Linked DNA regions of Homo sapiens: all the other regions are linked to region 1. A link is a contact called in ENCODE Hi-C or POLR2A ChIA-PET data. All regions are on one chromosome and are shown on one strand. Each heading gives the region's core, a stretch centred on a gene start or an enhancer-like site at or near the end of the contact. The rest is flanking DNA. Distances are from core to core; before and after follow the strand shown. Region 1 overlaps NEPRO-AS1 (NEPRO antisense RNA 1). Region 2 overlaps NEPRO-AS1 (NEPRO antisense RNA 1). Region 3 holds the start of LOLI1 (lncRNA oncogene in liver cancer 1).

Region 1 (2,831 bases), core at 21-2,520:
GCATTAGGAGATATACCTAATGCTAAATGACGAGTTAATGGGTGCAGCACACCAGCATGGCACATGTATACATATGTAACTAACCTGCACATTGTGCACATGTACCCTAAAACTTAAAGTATAATAATAATAAAATAAAAAAATAAAAAAAGAAGCCTCTCATTTGAATCAAAGACTCAGAAGGCATAAGACTAATACGTTTTATTTAAACTTCTGAAATGAATTTTGGTTTGGAATTAGATCTGAATATATAGGTCTAAACCCTAGTTTAGAGTCTTGAGTGTTTTAAGAATTAGAATTTTCCTGGGTCACATGCTGACTTTCACTTTCTGGAAATGTTTTAAAATGAGCGTACAAGAATTTTATAATGATCTCAAAATACACAAAATGATTGTTCACGAAAAGGAAGAGCAAGTGTGGAGAAATGAGAAACCAGTTCGCAGCAAACAGAAATAAAAAGGGGATGGAATTAAAACTTCTCTTGCTGAGAAATCAGATTCTCATAGAACAACCGTTCCAACTCCATTCATTTAGATGAACTCCGTTCATTTAGATAATAGCTTGAAGTGTAATTATTCCCCGTGGACCTTTGCGCTGACACTTCACAGCATTTGCCTCAGAGATCAGTCGTTATGGCTTGTTCAATACCCGTTTTCTCCACCAGAGGGCAGCAAGAGGCCGCACCAAGATTACTCTCTAAATGAGTCATTCTGGCTTCAGTGAGAAGCCACGTGGAGGAACCTACTACGTTGCAGCCCTCCTCTGCAAACCAAGATCCGCAACCTCAGACAGAATGGAGACAAATCGCCTTATCCCTGGCAGAAGATTTTCAGATAATCGGAGAAACGTCTCACAGGCAAATGCACATGATTTCAAGGCTTGCCCTCTGAAGAAGGAGTCAGTGGTGGTTTTGGACAGGAATGGCATCACTTAAATGTATTTTCAAGGAGCAGAGTCACCTGATGCTGAGAACGGCTAGACTAAAAAAAAAAAAAGAAAGAAAAAAAGTTGATAGGTACTCGAATGTGTTTTATCTGCGTTAAATACGAAATGCCCAAGAATGGGACTTGGAGAAAATGAAATCATTATTTCTACTCTTTGACAGCCTTGAGACAAAATTTCCAAGTCAAATTTATAAGGCCTCGGATTTGGTTGCTTGTTTTGCTTTCTTCTGTCTTGCCAGTTACCTCCTGAGAGTTGGGCAAAGATCAGTAAGATCCCTTTGCTGTGGCTGCCAGCAAGTCTGTGCCTGATTTGACGAGATTCTGAAAAGGTACCAGTGCCTCCTCCCTCCAAGGCCTCTCGTGGAACATAACACCCTAGAACTATGCCAAGAGACAGAGCCAAGCCACATTTCAGTGTCTGCTGCTGCACCAAGCTCTGAGCAGAGGCCATCTTTTCTGCTCAAGAAGTTGTTACTGAATTCTTTCAAGTGCTTGCTTTGGGGACAAAAATGATCAAGAAAGATAGTCTCTGTACAACCAACATTTCCAGGAAACCCATTATTTGTGCATTATCTGTATACTCACAAACACACATAAGCACATGCACACATGCCAAGACACAAAAAGTTTTCAGTTAAGAGAGTCATGTTCCTAAAAGCTTTATCTTTTACACCAGTATTTATTGCTGTCTATCTTCATAAGGTCTACTGTGGGAGATGCTGGCATAGAAAGAACTTTGCCTCAGGAATATACGAGAAAACATAATCAGGGCAGAAAGCAGAGGTATTCAAATAACAAGGTCCTAAAGTGTGTTGCAGCTGATACATGAACTCACATCTAACTCAGGTCAACTCTGGGATAAAAATGAGCATCGAACAGTCTCCTCCCACAAGTATGTAGGCACCATGAGAACAGCAATGTTTAGTTTCTTGTTCCATCCTAAGTGCCCGGAACATTTCTGATGCTCAATTAATGTTTGCCAAATAACAAAAACACTTAGGGAATGTACCATATCAGAGACAAACATACCGTCTCTCAGTAAGTCCCTCCAGCATTAACACAGATTGTGATTTCTTTAGGTTGACACTAGCTGAAGTAGTTGGCTTGGATTTAGGGGCCATGTTGTATGCATCGTTAACAACAATCATATCTAAAGGAGCAAGAAGCTCACCCAGGAGAAGTGTGTGGGCACAGATACTGGTGGAATGAATGGAAGACTCCCATCTAACGCTCTCTCAGGAGGGTTGCTGGATTTAGCAAATAAAAATACAAGGTATTCAGTTACATTTGAATTTCCGATAAATGAGTTTAGCATGGGACAAACTTATATTCAAAAATATTCATTATGTATCTGAAATTCAAAATGAACTTGGCCTCCTGTATTTTACCTGGCAAACCTACCATGGGGCATACACTTTCTGAGTGGAAAGGTGGGAGGATGGTCTGACTTTTTCAATTGTAACCTCTCTTTCTCTCTGGGCACATAGGTTGTATCCTTTTAACTTTAATGTATGAATGCCATTGTAGTATGATAATCACAGTGGATTCCATTTAATCCCATTAAGTGTGCCATCAGAAATCCCAGTATTTTGAAAATGTTCCCTGAGCTTAACGATTTGAGAACCACTAGTGTACAAACTTTAGTAAGCAGCCTTCTTTAATCTGAAGGAAGGGTGTGCCCTATAATCTTCTTCCTCCCCTTCACATTGGGAAATTATTTCTGGGCGGATACCTTTGTTCAAAAGGTTGAAAATAGGCTTAGATGGCACTGTATTTCCTAAGTAACTTCCTGCCAATTATCAACCTCTTCATTATAAAGTGGGTCTAATACCCCACTCAGGGGGTGACGCAGGGGTTCCTAATGGAAGAGTATGGGAAAAAAGGACT
Region 2 (2,700 bases), core at 200-2,699, 33 kb after region 1:
TTTATCTATATAACAAATTTGCACATGTACCCCTGAACATAAAATAAAAATTAAAAAAAAAAAAAGAATTATCTCTTCTCCATATGCTTGCCAGCACTTGTAATGGTTTGTCTTTTTTTTTTTTTTTTTTGAGACGGAGTCTCACTCTATTGCCCAGGCTGGAGTGCAGTGGCGCAATCTCGGCCCACTGCAAGCTCTGCCTCCCAGGTTCACGCCATTCTCCTGCCCCAGCCTCCCAAGTAGCTGGGACTACAGGAGCCTGCCACTACACCAGGCTAATTTTGTATATTTTTAGTAGACACAAGGTTTCACTGCGTTAGCCAGGATGGTCTCAATCTCCTGACCTCGTGATCCACCCACCTTGGCCTCCCAAAGTGCTGGGATTACAGGCATGAGCCACCTTGCCTGGCCTGTCACAGTGGGAGATTTTAACACTTCTCTCAGCAATTGATAGAACTAGATAAAAATTAGTAAGACATAAATGATTTGAACAGCACTATTAATCACCTTGGCCTAATTAATATATTAGAACACCTTGGCCTGGATGTGGTGGCTCACCCCTGTAATACCAACATGTTGGGAGGCCAAGGTGGGAGGACCACTTGAAGCAAGGAGTTCAAGACCAGCCTGGGCAACATAGCAAGACCCTGTCCCTACAAAATTTTTTTTGATTAGCTGGGCGTGGTGGTATGCACTTGTAGTCCTAACTACTCGGGAGGCTGAGGCAGTAGGATTGCTTAAGCCCAGGAGTTGGAGCTTGCAGTGAGCTGTGATTATGCCATTGCATTCCCTCCTGGGCAACAGAGCAAGACCTCATCTCTTAAAAAATAAAAAAAGTTACAATGTGCACCTTTTAAAGTTTGCACAATAAGGAGACGAGAGAGAGGAAAGATTGAACATTAAGATAAACATAAGCTGTTGGAAATTTTGTTGAAAGACATGTTCCATGACATTGATCTTACAGAAAGGTGTGTGGATTTCAACCTAGTCATGATGGATTCTATACCTCATTCTATCGTGCTGAGTTACCATGCACTAGAGATTTAATTTCTCTAAACCCGTTTCTCTATCTGAAAGATGAGAGTAATAACAAATGCCACTCACCACTATCCTGAAGCTTAATTAATGTTCGTAAATGCTTTCAGAAATTTGGAAGGGCAAGATTTTTATGAATACAACACATTATTTAGAAAAGCAAAAGAACACGATCAGAGAAGACTTGGATTGTTTCCCTCTACATAGCCTTTTAATGAGATTCCTCTTTTTGTCTTATAAGGGAAGAAAACCAAATCAGGAGATGACTAATCTCACTGGCTAATCTCTTCCCTTAATGTTCTCTGGACACACAATCTCTCCTAAAGGAGCATGTTGGAATTTTGTCGATCAGATTTCCACATCAGTATAAATACATTCTTTCCTAGAAATATAATAGTGAAACAAGAAGGCTGTGGTTTTTTGAGGAGCTGGCTCTGGGCCCAACAGGCAGATGTTCTTGATCTTTTGCTCTACCTTGGATCTTGTGCAAATCACAGTGCTGTTCAACTTCCTTCCTCATCTGTATAATTGGAATAAATGTGCCACTGTCTGGGAGGTCAAGTGAAAATTAATTAGCTGTGTTTCTTTTTTTTTTTTTTTTTTGAGACAGAATCTCGCTCTGTCGTCCAGGCTGGAGTACAGTGGCGTGATCTCAGCTCACTGCAACCTCCACCTCCCTGGTTCAAGCAAATCCTCCACCTCAGCCTCCGAAGTAGCTGGGATTACAGGCGCACACCACCATGCCTGGCTAATTTTTTTGTATTTTTAGTAGAGTCGGGGTTTCACCATGTTGGCCAGACTGGTCTCGAACTCCTGACCTCAGGCAATCCACCCGCCTCAGCCTCCCAAAGTGCTGGGATTACAGGCGTGAGCCACCACGCCCGGCTGCTGTGTTTTATTTAAGTTCTTCTCCATTGATATTTCAGCACTTAAGTTCTTCCCCATTGATATTTCAGCACTTATGGCCAGCTAATTTTTTTGTATTTTTAGTAGAGTCAGGGTTTCACTATGTTGGCCAGACTGGTCCCGAACTCCTGACTTCACGCAATCCACCCTCCTCGGCCTCCCAAAGTTCTGGGATTACAGGTGTGAGGCACCGCGCCCGGCCACTGTGTTTTATTTAAGTTTTTCTCTATTGATATTTCAGCACTCTCTGCAGTCCTTAGTCGGAACAACACTTCTAGACATTACTTCAATCCCACCACCACGAAATTCTTAATGGAAATGTATATGAAAGAATCTGGGAAGTTTACTAATCATTAAAGATTGAGGTTTCTGTGAATTTCCTAAGATTAGATTTTTAAAAAGGCACAAGAAATCTTTGCCAAATCTATTGACCCCTTTCAATTATGCATTTCATTAAGAACACCAAAATATAAGAGTCTTTTTCCTTCCTCTCTGATTTATCTCTTTGTCGCTGTTTCTCTCTGAATCTCTCTGGGTTTCACTCTTTTTCACTCTTTCTCTACTCTGTTTCTCTTTTCCCTAGGATCTAGTGGACATGTGAAAATGAGTTTAGCTGAGGTGTAATAGCAAAGTTAGCCACCTTGCAGCCTCACTGGCAAATAAAATTCTATTAAACACAACTGTCATCAAACTCATTAGTGCCTCCTCCCCTTGCCTTCTTGCCATTGGGTTGCTAACAAGTTACAATGTTTTTCTCTC
Region 3 (2,700 bases), core at 86-2,585, 52 kb after region 1:
AGCCCCTCACTTAGAGCTGCCTCAACATCTATTGGAAATTTTCACATCGCATAATTCATCTGTTAACATTCCCTGAAGAGGGTCCAATTTTCAGTGTTCTTGAGGCACTTCTCTGGGAGTTCACCCTTCATAGGGATCTGTTCTTGCAAGAGCTCCTCACTGGGGGAGGGACTATCATGCCCCCATCAATAAAGTGGACCTCTTCTGACCCGGCCCAAGCAATCACTCCCTAGTTTGTTGAACTTTCAGTAAAATATGGCAACAGCACTTAATATGGGATTACCCACAAACCTGTACATTAAGGCTTTAGAGGAAAGGAGACAATGCTGTACCTGTCAAAGATAGAAAAGGGATTGGGAAGGATGCAGGCATTGAAAGACAGCAATGAAGCAGGAAAAGAAATAGCACAAAGTAGGGATAAAATCTTGGCAGTCCTGAGGTAGAAGGTAGCCGAGAAAAGGTGAGAAGCAATGAGGACGAATTGAGTGAGATGGTTTAATTATGATGTGTTTTATGTACCAAGATCTCTGAGGATACAGAGGTAAAGAAGACAGTTTGTTCTCAAGATGTGGTGTGGCAATGAAAACAGTTCTCCATTTGTCACTCAAATAGCCACAGTGGGTTTGAGTTGGGAGAAAACCACTGATCATCCTAACACCAGAAAACTCTTGAGTCAGCACTGCCTTGTTTCATAAGCAGAATAAGCAAGGAAGTAGGTTCTAATTCTAATGTTTGCAAAGTACCTTCCTTGTTTGCTGAGCCACACTTCAAAGGGATTTATGTACATTACCTCGGATTAATCAGTTATCTTAAATTGTCAGTGAAAGCAAGGAAGGTTAAGTGACTTGTACAAGGACACGCAGTTAGTAATTTTTAGAGCCTGGGTCCAACTAGTTCCAAAGTCCCTTTGCATGGCCACTAGTTGGTTTGAATTCAACTTCTCTGCTCCCCTACTTAAGACCCTTTTCCTACTAAGAAAATGAAATTTTACAATTAGATATTTATTCCTTTATCTAAGCACTTTATTCTTTGGTAAATTTCTGTTAAGAGGAATAAGCCATTTTAAAAAGTTTACCATTAATGTATTCCTTGCTGAGAACAAATTTATGAAATGATTTCCTGCAAGAAAATTTTGATTTGTGTGCATGTAGAGTGGGGAGCAGTCAGAAAAAGGATGAAATGAAAGACCAGCACAGAAGAGGGAGGCAAAAGTAGAAGACATCTTTGCTTACATCTCACATTTTTGAGGGCACAAGTGCTGCTGGGGAGAAGGCTTGCCCATCCTCACTTCTCACTCTGTCCAGGGACCTTGTTACACCTCAGAGTTTCAGCGAGTGGGAGGAAACTGGAGAGGAGAATACTGGCAATGGAGAGATGGGGGCGGGAAGGGGGGTGGTGCAGGGAGGGTGGAGACAAAGGGGGAAGTAACTTTTTTAATAAAAAATGATAAGTGATGAATGGAATGGCTAATCCTGGGGAGCCCTGAGAATGCTGGACCGCCAAGCGAGGGTGTCTCTTTTTCACTTTCCTTTTTCTTTTCTTTTTAATTTTCTTTTATTTAATTTCGCTGCAGCACGTATAATCAATTACAGACTGAATTGGGATAAAGGGAGGGGAAGCACTTTAATTCATAAATCAATTTTATACGGTCATCAGTCAGGTTGTGAATGCAAATACCTCTGTCGGTTTAGGTTATTCAGAATTAATTGACTCCCACCGGGCTGGGCTACAGATGGAGAGGGGCTTTCTCACAAAGTCTGCTAGGGCCCGGCATGGGGGCCAACCACTTCCTCCCTCCCCGCTCTGGCCCTCTGGCCAGCCCCCTCTTCTCCTTTAACCTCTGGGCCCCAAACATGGAGATGATGGGGGTGGGCATCCAGCAAGAAGCTGGGTGGATAAGAGCCCAGAAAGGCTGTTTGAAGAAGGAAGGGGATTCACAGAATGATGAAAGCCCCCAAACAAACCCTCTTCAGCCCAGGCCCTGCAGAGACACCTTTATGTGATTAGAAATGCTTAACTTTCAAGGATCTGCTTTTAAGTTCTCTTGAGCTTCTTAAATAAGAAAGAAAAAAGAAAACAAGCAGAAAAGCCAGAGCCCCTGGGCTGAAGCTGAAGGGATATCATTCAAAAACCACTGGGTTGCAGGGTTTGTGTGGCTGCCAGATTTTAGCAGCCAGAGAGCAGCCCAGGACAGAGGCTTAAATGCCAGCAGGCCCAGTGAAAGTGAGTGTGAAGGCCCTGCCCAAGGCACCAGAGAGAACAGCCCTGGGCTGTAGGCCCGCAGCAGAGGATGGAGAGAGAGAATGAATTACGGTGTAGAACGGGCTGACCGAGGCTCCCTAGTTGGGCTGCACCTGTTTCCTAACTTAGGGTCTTCTATCTACAGGAGTTCATTCTAATTTGGAAAAGACACGCACCCATCCACCCACACATTCAACATATTTTGACCTCGACTTTTCCACTTTTTACCCTCAGCTAAATATACTTCTCATTGTGTTGCTCCAAATCAGACTGCCTTACTGGTTTTCAGCACTGTCCTCCTACATGGGAATCACCCAGGAGGTTTGTTTGTTTTGTTTTTCTGTTTGTTTTTTTCATGCTGTTGTCCAGGTCCACCCCTAAAATTCTGCTTTAATTGGTCATGAGTAGAGCCCAGGGAATTGGTGCTTTTTAATAGGGTTACAGATGAATCCAAAGGGC

Evidence for each region. Hi-C counts contacts between places; a loop is a spot of excess contacts on that map. ChIA-PET counts read pairs that join two places held with the same protein, here RNA polymerase II (POLR2A). Pooled maps may share reads with other maps.
Region 2: a map of prostate gland shows a loop between it and region 1 (3-fold over the local background). The contact joins two enhancer-like sites. A Hi-C loop is called at or near these places in 3 of 168 maps with a recorded cell type or tissue (PC-3, mesothelial cell of epicardium and prostate gland), 4 of 37 single-sample maps with no recorded cell type and 5 of 50 pooled maps.
Region 3: a map of endothelial cell of hepatic sinusoid shows a loop between it and region 1 (3-fold over the local background). The contact joins the promoter of LOLI1 here to the enhancer-like site in region 1. A Hi-C loop is called at or near these places in 4 of 168 maps with a recorded cell type or tissue (PC-3, PC-9, endothelial cell of hepatic sinusoid and 1 more) and 5 of 50 pooled maps. POLR2A ChIA-PET finds 5 or more read pairs at or near these places in 3 of 52 experiments (GM12878, RWPE1 and activated CD4-positive, alpha-beta T cell).

What each region holds. Positions count from the first base shown.
Region 1 is chr3:113,050,726-113,053,556 of GRCh38, forward strand. All of the region lies in intron 1 of NEPRO-AS1 (NEPRO antisense RNA 1), which reads left to right. LOLI1 (lncRNA oncogene in liver cancer 1) reads right to left here. Exons shown (of 3, transcript NR_189285.1): 3 at 188-980. Among named protein-coding and RNA genes, the nearest start is that of RMP64, 32 kb to the left of the region's middle. RefSeq lists an enhancer at 799-978. Within about 2 kb of position 1,271, at least 5 of the 41 ENCODE cell types and tissues checked have a DNase peak (open chromatin) inside an H3K27ac peak, as active enhancers do.
Region 2 is chr3:113,083,587-113,086,286 of GRCh38, forward strand. The region is part of intron 1 of NEPRO-AS1 (NEPRO antisense RNA 1); the gene reads left to right. The region is part of intron 1 of LOLI1 (lncRNA oncogene in liver cancer 1); the gene reads right to left. Among named protein-coding and RNA genes, the nearest start is that of LOLI1, 19 kb to the right of the region's middle. Within about 2 kb of position 1,450, at least 3 of the 41 ENCODE cell types and tissues checked have a DNase peak (open chromatin) inside an H3K27ac peak, as active enhancers do.
Region 3 is chr3:113,103,085-113,105,784 of GRCh38, forward strand. LOLI1 (lncRNA oncogene in liver cancer 1) reads right to left here and starts at 1,336. Exons shown (of 3, transcript NR_189285.1): 1 at 1,233-1,336. The region is part of intron 1 of NEPRO-AS1 (NEPRO antisense RNA 1); the gene reads left to right.